Regions from separate parts of the Homo sapiens genome. Here region 1 is linked to region 2. A link is a contact called in ENCODE Hi-C or POLR2A ChIA-PET data. All regions are on one chromosome and are shown on one strand. The core of a region is the stretch at or near the end of the contact, and the rest is flanking DNA. Distances in the headings are between cores, read along the strand shown. Region 1 overlaps PER2 (period circadian regulator 2). Region 2 overlaps LRRFIP1 (LRR binding FLII interacting protein 1).

Evidence for each region. Hi-C counts contacts between places; a loop is a spot of excess contacts on that map. ChIA-PET counts read pairs that join two places held with the same protein, here RNA polymerase II (POLR2A). Pooled maps may share reads with other maps.
Region 1: a map of naive thymus-derived CD4-positive, alpha-beta T cell shows a loop between it and region 2 (7-fold over the local background). The contact joins two enhancer-like sites. A Hi-C loop is called at or near these places in 1 of 168 maps with a recorded cell type or tissue (naive thymus-derived CD4-positive, alpha-beta T cell) and 7 of 50 pooled maps. POLR2A ChIA-PET finds 5 or more read pairs at or near these places in 1 of 52 experiments (activated naive CD4-positive, alpha-beta T cell).

The regions. Positions count from the first base shown.
Region 1 is chr2:238,261,649-238,265,704 of GRCh38, forward strand. PER2 (period circadian regulator 2) reads right to left here. Exons shown (of 23, transcript NM_022817.3): 9 at 3,864-3,942; 10 at 1,304-1,410; 11 at 543-696; 12 at 81-189. Among named protein-coding and RNA genes, the nearest start is that of HES6, 24 kb to the left of the region's middle. RefSeq lists an enhancer at 2,135-2,635. Within about 2 kb of position 1,988, at least 23 of the 41 ENCODE cell types and tissues checked have a DNase peak (open chromatin) inside an H3K27ac peak, as active enhancers do.
Region 2 is chr2:237,742,681-237,746,654 of GRCh38, forward strand. All of the region lies in intron 11 of LRRFIP1 (LRR binding FLII interacting protein 1), which reads left to right. Among named protein-coding and RNA genes, the nearest start is that of RBM44, 54 kb to the right of the region's middle. RefSeq lists enhancers at 1,732-2,257, 2,224-2,273. Within about 2 kb of position 2,516, at least 13 of the 41 ENCODE cell types and tissues checked have a DNase peak (open chromatin) inside an H3K27ac peak, as active enhancers do.

The sequences.
Region 1 (4,056 bases), core at 738-3,237, 520 kb after region 2:
CCAGGGTTCAGAGCCTATGTCCTCTGCAGGGGGCTCTCAGGCTGCTACCTGGGAGGAGGACATGCAGGCACCACACCCACCTGCAGCAGGAGCCGGTGGATCTGCTCTGTGAGCTCCTGAATGCTGGGGTGCAGGGCCTTCTCCTCTGTGCAGGGGTGGGCTGCAAACACGTCCTCATTCAAAGGGCCCCTGCGTGGTTTTAATTCATCTTGTTAGATGGGGCCCCACAGGAGGACCTCTCTGGCGTGACTGTATAGCCACTACATGCTGCCTGCCTGGGTGGGCCCTCTGCCTCTCCCCTGCAGCCCCCCAGGCTGCTGCCTGTCCACTCCCTACTCTGCTTGAATGAGGTCCCTCCCACTTGGGGGCAGAGGACAGGTCACCCCTGCCTAGCAGTCTGGGGCTCCAGATTGGTGGCAGGAAGCAAGGTTTCGGTCTTGGCCTCTCAGCCCCTCCCTATGCCATCTGTTGCTGGGAGGTGAGGACAGCCCGAGACCCCCGCCCAAGACCCCTGAGCCACCTCGGGCCCTTGGAGCACTCACACCCTGACTTTGTGCCTCCCAATGATGAAGGAGATTTTCCTGCTCCATGGGTTGATGAAGCTGGACCAGCTGGTGTCCAACGTGATGTACTCTCCGTTCCGGGCGCGAAACCGAATGGGAGAATAGTCGAAAGGCTGCCCGCCTGACTGCAGGACTAGGAGAGCAAAAGCCAGCATTCAGGGGAAAAGGGGAGCAAACAGGATTTATAGTAGAGAGAGACAAGTCAAGAGTCACTCAGGCCCAGGATCATTTGCAAACTGTAGGGGTATGAACACTTCTTCAAAGCCACTGCTTTCAACCTCCTGTTTTTGCTGTAGATTACCAGGAGGCTGTTTCCAGCAGGAGCTGTTTCATCCCATGTTTCACCTCTGCTAGTGTCACTTGCATCTATGAGGGCTGGGCTTGGTGAGGACATGCACTGTGCACTCCCCTGGCCTGGTGAGAACCTTCCTAGCCACAGATGAACTGGTCTCCCCTCCTCCCATGCGCCACTGAAGCCAACAGTAAACATAAGATGCTACGGACTCAGGCCACGGACTGAGAAACAACTGGCCACAAAGGAACTCACATGAGTTTACCCCTCTCTCTCGACTCCACTGGGCACTGCAGTGCCAGGAGGGAGGCGGCGAGGCGGGCGTCTACCACCTGCTTGTCCTTAGCTGATCTGACCTGTCAGAGCTAGACTGGTCCCAAGAAGCAGCCCCAAGGACACAGGAACTTCCGCCAAACACTTCAGGATGTACCATGAAAAGGGGACCTACTCTTTTTGTGGATGGCCAGCATCAAGGGCCTGTCACTAGGGTGGAGCTGCACGAGCACTGGGGTTTCAATCAGGTCCTGAGGTAGGTAGCCCAGGAGAGGGACCGCCCTGGAAGGCAAGCAGACACACGCTAGGATTGGCATCCAAACAGATGAGGAGATTGTCACTAAGAACCATCTTATTCCCTGGAAAGAGAAGATACACTCCAAACCCCACCCCCTCCCCCACCCCCGGAGATCAAAAGTTGGACTAACAGAACCAGCTAGACTTTTAATCAATAGCAAACGAAGGTTCACTGTCCAGGACGCTGAAGGAGGCTCCCTCTGCTGGGGCCTGAGTGCTTCAGCTCTGCGTTTCACCTCCCAAGAGATAAGTCATGATCATGCTTTTGTTTTCTTCCTTCCAGCATCTTTTTCTTTTTCAGTGTCATTCATTAGTTTGGCCACATGTGACCTGGCATGGATTTTTGCTTAACAAGTTTTGCCTGGGCCTCGGAAAACCCTTTGTATGTGCTTCTTTTCCAGCCTGGTCTCGTGTGACTTTGGCCTCAGCATCCAGTTGGTTTACTGTGGCTTCTTTGGAGTCTCGGTGGCTGGCTGGGCCTCTGCCCTTTGAGCTCATGCCTCCTCCCAGAGCTGTGGCTTTGCTCCATTGCAGGACGGAGCTGAACTTCAGCAGCACCTTCTGCTTCTGTTTGTGTCCAGCGCCCTCTGCCGGCTCCACCGACCATTTCTTCTCCCGATCTGCCTCTTAACACTTGTTGCATCCAAACCAATGTTTCCTCAAACTCTGCTGCTTGTGTAGAAGGATTTTCCCTGTGAATCTTTAGACCATGGTGCAGAACTTTCTCAAGGGCCTGGCGTTATTCTTTGATTTCCTCCTTCTTGTCTGAGGCTCTCTCTTCAGGCCTCATGTTTTCCTTTGGACAGGATATACAGAATGTTCCTGGCATCCGTCCCATCAAGGCCTTGCTGAAGGAGGAAGAAGAGGAAGGAAGAGGAGAGGAGTGGGGGAACAGGAAGGAAAAAGAGGGGGAGGAGGAAGAGGAGGGAGCAGAAAGGGGGTGGAGGGTGAAAAGAAGGAGGGGAGGAGGAGGGGGAGCCCTGGCTGTCCTTGGGCTTTGTGAGCCAGGCCACACACAAGGCTTCATCAAGGAGAGCTTGCAGGCTGTGGCCCATCATGCCAGGTGAACCTGTCTGCCAACCTCCCTGCACAGGGCTGAGCTGGACACCAAGTTGGCATGGGAGTGGGTTAGAGACAGTTCTCAGATCTCTGAAGGAAGAAAAGTCTCCAGAGGCTGCTTTACATATACGGCCCCAGGCCCTGCCCTCCAAGATCCTGGTTCCACAGGGCAGGGTGGTGTCCAGAAGCCTGCATCTGCAAACTGGCTCTGCCCCAGGCAGCCCCGCGGACACACCTGAGCCACCTGGAGCTGGAAGTGACGGATCCCTTTTTACCCATAGAGCCTCCCCAGGAAGCTGTGTGGCCCTGACTCCAAGGATGGGGGCCTGTGTCCCTGGGCCAAGAGTAGAGGAGGGAGAGGTCTTGATCCTCCAGCTTCTAGGTGACCTGGTTCATTTTAGGAACCCAGCACACTGGTGCTTCTTGGTCCACTTCCTGTGGTATCTTCTGAGGTCACTTTTCGGTGACTACTGCCAGTGGCCCACACATTTTTTTTCTTTCTATTTTTTTGAGACAGGGTCTTTTGCTGTGACCTAGGCTGGAGTGCAGTGGTGCAATCATAGCTCACCGTAGCCTTGAACTCCTAGGCTCAGTGATCCCCCTGCCTCAGCCTCTGAGTAGCTGGGACTACAGGTGCACACCACCACACCCAGCTAATTTTTATTTTATTTTGCAGAGACAGGGTCTTGCTACGTTTTGAACTCCTGGTTTCAAACAGGCTGGTTTCAGACTCCTGGCCTCAAGTGATGCTCCTATCTCAGCTTCTCAGAGTGCTAGGATTATAAGTGTGAGCCACTGCACCTAGCCGGCCCAAGTGTTTTTGGAGTCTTCATGCATTTGTGGAGGAGCTGGGAGAAGATGCATGGTGGGGGCAGAAGCCACTCAGAACATGGGTGCTCCCAAATCTCACTGGGACTGTTCGCACCTGCTACAGCACCCTGAGGGGGAGACCCAGAGAGAGGGACCCAAGTGGGGCTCTGAGGCATGGAGAAAATCCTGTCCCCTGGAGAAGCCTCTAGCACACAGGCTGGAAGATAGACTTCTGCTGGGATCCAGCCAATGGCATCTCCGGCTTCCACCCTGACACTGGTCCCAGGCAACAGCGCCTCTGTCTGGACCATTATCCACTCCGAATGGGTTTATATGGGAGAATTAAGACAGGCTCAATTAGATCAACAGCTCTCCAGAAAGCCTCAATTACACCATGTGCATATCTTAGGAAGTTTTCAGTGTAATTCCATAATTATTTCATTGCCTGTATATAATTACATGTTTTTGTCCATTATCATGTAATTATAAAACCAAGATGCAGTCTTGGCTTTGGCTAAATAGCTTTTATATCAAAAACATGAAAAAGGGGGTGGGTCAAGACCACGTACCTTTCATCCACATCCTGGAACAAACAATTTGGTGTATGGGTGGTTGTAAAAATTCTCTTTTCAGGAGGAATTCTAGGGGCTGAAAGAACAGAATATTGCACACATTTGTGATCCTAAGAAATGCATATTTGATGTTATATTAAAACTACCAGAAAACACCCTGTAGATTCAGAGTAATGAGCAGCTAAAGAAA
Region 2 (3,974 bases), core at 1,266-3,765:
GGACAACAGAAAGTGCTAGTGGTTGTGTTTGGCCTTGTTGATGGGAAGAAGCCAGGAGAGCCTGGATAGGACTCCCCGGTCCTTCTGCCTGGGAGGGAGGAGCAACAGGTCTTGGGCAGGGCCTGGTGTAAGCGTGGTGGCAAAGGTGAATGACCCTCCAGTCTGGCCTTCCTTGAGGTCATATGGAGCAGGCAGTGCTCTGAGGCAGGGAGTTTCAGAACCCGGGTTCAGATGTCACAGCTCTCATTCCTGGCTTGGGACATCTAGCTGGGCACATAAACTTCTTGTGCTTCCCCTGGAAAGAGGGGTCATGATACCCTTAAAAAGCAAAAAGAAACCCCCCCAAAAAAACAAAAAAAAAACATATGGTTACTTTATTTCTCCTTGGCTGGGGTTAGCCAGGGATGGGATACAGTTGTTGTAGCGAGAGCTCATGGGAAATGCTCCCAGGCCGGGGACTTCGTCAGGGACACGTATCCAGGGCCAGTATGAGTGAGGACAGAGGACAAGAAAAATATGAAGTCAGGGTCAGCCCTGCAGGCTCTGTAGGGAGTCCCGCCCTGGGTTTGGGAGATACAGGTGCACAGGTGAGTGTGTCACACCCATCAGAGGGGAGGGAGGGAGGGTGGTGCTGTTAAAGGGCAGTAGTAACCAGAATGAAGGAAGTGACTGCTTGTCCCACTTCGAGAAAATGAAAATGCTTCAGTGTCCAGAGACCACCACCAGGGACAAGACTTCAAGTTTTCTCCACCCACTTGGTCCTCCCAGGGTCCTTGGGAAAGCAGAGAGGGCATCAGCCCCATCTCAAGACAGGCATAGAATACTGTTCACCTCATTCTCATCTTCTCCCATGCTGTGGATGAGCTGTGTTTTCTTCCTCTCCAGCACGACCAGGATCTTCTCCTTGAGGAAGTTATTTCACTCATTCATTCAGTGTTTATTGAGCACCTAGAATGTTCCAGAAACAGGGCCGTTGTATGAGCAAATGCAGACTTGCCCCAGCCCTCATGGGACGCACAGACAGGGGCAGACGGATGCTTGTTGGGTGATCACACGTTGTGAAGCCCAGCAGCGGGGGTGTGAGGGGAGGCAAAGGTGCCTCGAGAGAGCTGGGATCCAGAGGTTTGACGGCCAGAGCTTGGGCCACACCCAAGCAGAGTGACTCCACCTAGTGAAGCCAACAGATCTGGGTCATCCAGGCCCCAAAATCTCACTGGGAACCTGGTGAAGCCATCACGTTTCTGAAACATCCATCAGGAATGTCCCAAGGGCAGCCTGGGTCCATATCTTCCCTCGTGTACTCAGAGAAGACAGGAGCAATGAACTCAGATCTCTGCCCATTTGGACTAGAAAAACAACACTATTTTGACTCATGTTTTTTGTTGCACAAAGAGGCAGGGGCAGGGACCAGGTGGAAAAACGGGTCTTGAATTACAAACACCAGAGTTCAAAGATAAGTCATTCAGGCTAAAGTAAATATTATTGGATTTAAAACCAAAAACCGTCACCCTAGTGGTGGACTGTGCTATCATTTAAATGTGAAGGAAAATTACCCTTAAAATGGGTGTTTTCTGAGCAGTGTTTGCTGTTTGTTTGTGTCTCAAGAAGGACCTCGCAAGGATGTTGCTTCGGTGATCCCTTTTTCCATCCAAGTCTGGTGTTGCCTGGCTGGGTGTTGAGGACAGGTTCCTTTTGTACCTGGGCCCTTGAGTAGGGTCTCTCTGGGTACGTGAACAGGTGCCACATATTCTTTCTTTAGGAAAATGGCAGGCAGCTGGAACATGGAAAACTTAGCGTTTTAGCCTCACCAGGCATCGTGTGTACAGGAGCCTAGATAGCAAACTCCTTTAGACACAGTGTTAGAAAGTTGGAATTAATAAAATATTTAATGTGCTCCTTGAAGCATTTGTTTTTGAAAGGAAACTTGACGTAAACTAAACTTCCACAGACGTGTTTTAGAAGTGACTGTTTCCAGTAGATTTTCAATGATGTCTGTATACACTCAGCTGTGGCTGTAAAATACAACACACATACTTTGTAAACCTGTTAGTGTGACGTTTTCACCCTGACCTGAAATGTTTAGTATCACTCAGAATACGAGAGTCATGAAGCTAACAGGCTGCAATGTGTTCGGCGCTGTCGCCCTTCCCGTGCAGGAGGCCACTGTCTGCGGGGTCCGGTGCTTTCCCGTCCTGGGCTAAGGTGGGTGGGCAGAGCAGCCTGGACCGTCTGCAGCCACCATGTCCTCTGGACCCCTCTCTGCACCATGCCCACCTCCTCCAGGCCCCCACACCATGCCATGCAGTGGCCGTGACAGTGTTTAGAATCCTTTCTTGTCTTCCATTTCTTCATCATTTTAGGGAGGAAGTGCTGTGCTTTATGTCAAGATGAAACACAACATCTGATTCCTTACCTGGCTCTGCTAGGGCTTAGGAAAGGGGGCTTGGTTAAGGTGGACTCTGCTGCCTGCGGCTTCTGTCCGGGCCCGGCCCCTGCAGCTGTGACACACTGCCATCTGGTGGACACGAGTGGGGCTGCGTGGCTTTCCACGGGGCTGAATAGCCTTCCTGTGTTTGAGGAAAGCTGACAAATCCTTTTTCATTCGGAAGACACACAAAATGAAATTTACTCTACTATGTAAAATAGAGATAGGTTAGACGTTCATTTGCCATCACCTTTCAACAAGAGCTTAATTTTTAGTTTTTCTCTGCATGGTCTCTACTTAAAAATATGCCCAGATTTTATTTTGAGTCCGTTGTGTTCTTCGGAGCAAGGACTTTTTTAAAATGATAAAAACAGCAAACTATGGTTTTTGGGGTTTTTTCCCTTATTTGATATTTTACAAATTATAAAAACAAATGATGTAGACGGTTACAAGCAAAACCATGCAGAACAAAGATGTGTTAAAGCCCTGCCCCCCCAAAATCAAGGTTTGTGGACCCCGTGTGTTTTCTTTCTCAGCTTTCTTGCAAGAAATACCAGAAAGAAAAAAGGGCTTGGGTGGGCCCTTCTTTTACGGTCTCAGATATCTTTGTAGGTAAACGAATGCATTCCTGGAGCTTCATTTATTTCTCCACAGTATTTATCCATTGCTGACCAGCAGCCAGAAAACATACGTTTTACACCGTGGAGCAAACATGCCACAGGCTTTTCAGTGGTAGTTTGGCAGTCTATTAAACTGGATTTTCATATCCCACCAAGAGTTAAACTAGCCTCTTTATTTTCATCTTATTAATATTTGTTCAGCAAACTAACTTACTCTAAGGAATAAAAGGCTTTGGGCCCAGGAGATTTAATGAATTTATTCTCCAGCACGCTAAGTGCTAGATAGATAGTTCACATTTCCTTGTTCTTTGAAATTTTATTTATTTTATTTTATTTATTTTTTTTTTTTTTGAGACAGAGTTACACTCTGTCGCCCAGGCTGGATTGCAGTGGCATGATCTCAGCTCACTGCAACCTCTACCTCCTGGGTTCAAGAGATTCTCCTGCCTCAACCTCCTGAGTAGCTGGGATTACAGGTGCATGTCACCACACACAGCTAATTTTTGTAATTTTAATAGAGACAGGGTTTCGCCGTGTTGGCCAGGTTGGTCTCGAACTCCTGACCTCAAATGATCTGCCCACCTCGGCCTCCCAAAGTACTGGGATTACAGACAGGAGCTACCGCGCCTGGCCTTGAAATTTTGATTTGAAAAATATTTCAGGAATATTTTTCTTTCCATGTGAAGTTGAGAACCACACTTGAATTGCTCCAATCATCCTCACAACTCAACATGGCTGCAGGGCTTCTGGGGCTCTGCCAAATGAGATGGTGCCCATCTGATCAGAGTCTGCCTTCGTATCTGTCCCATCGGAGTCTGCCTTGGTACTCATCTTATCGGAGTCTGCCTTGGTGCCTCCAAGTACACAGTTAGGCTGATGTGGCATGCACATCCGAAAAAATAACTCTAGATGTGCATTTCGACACATCA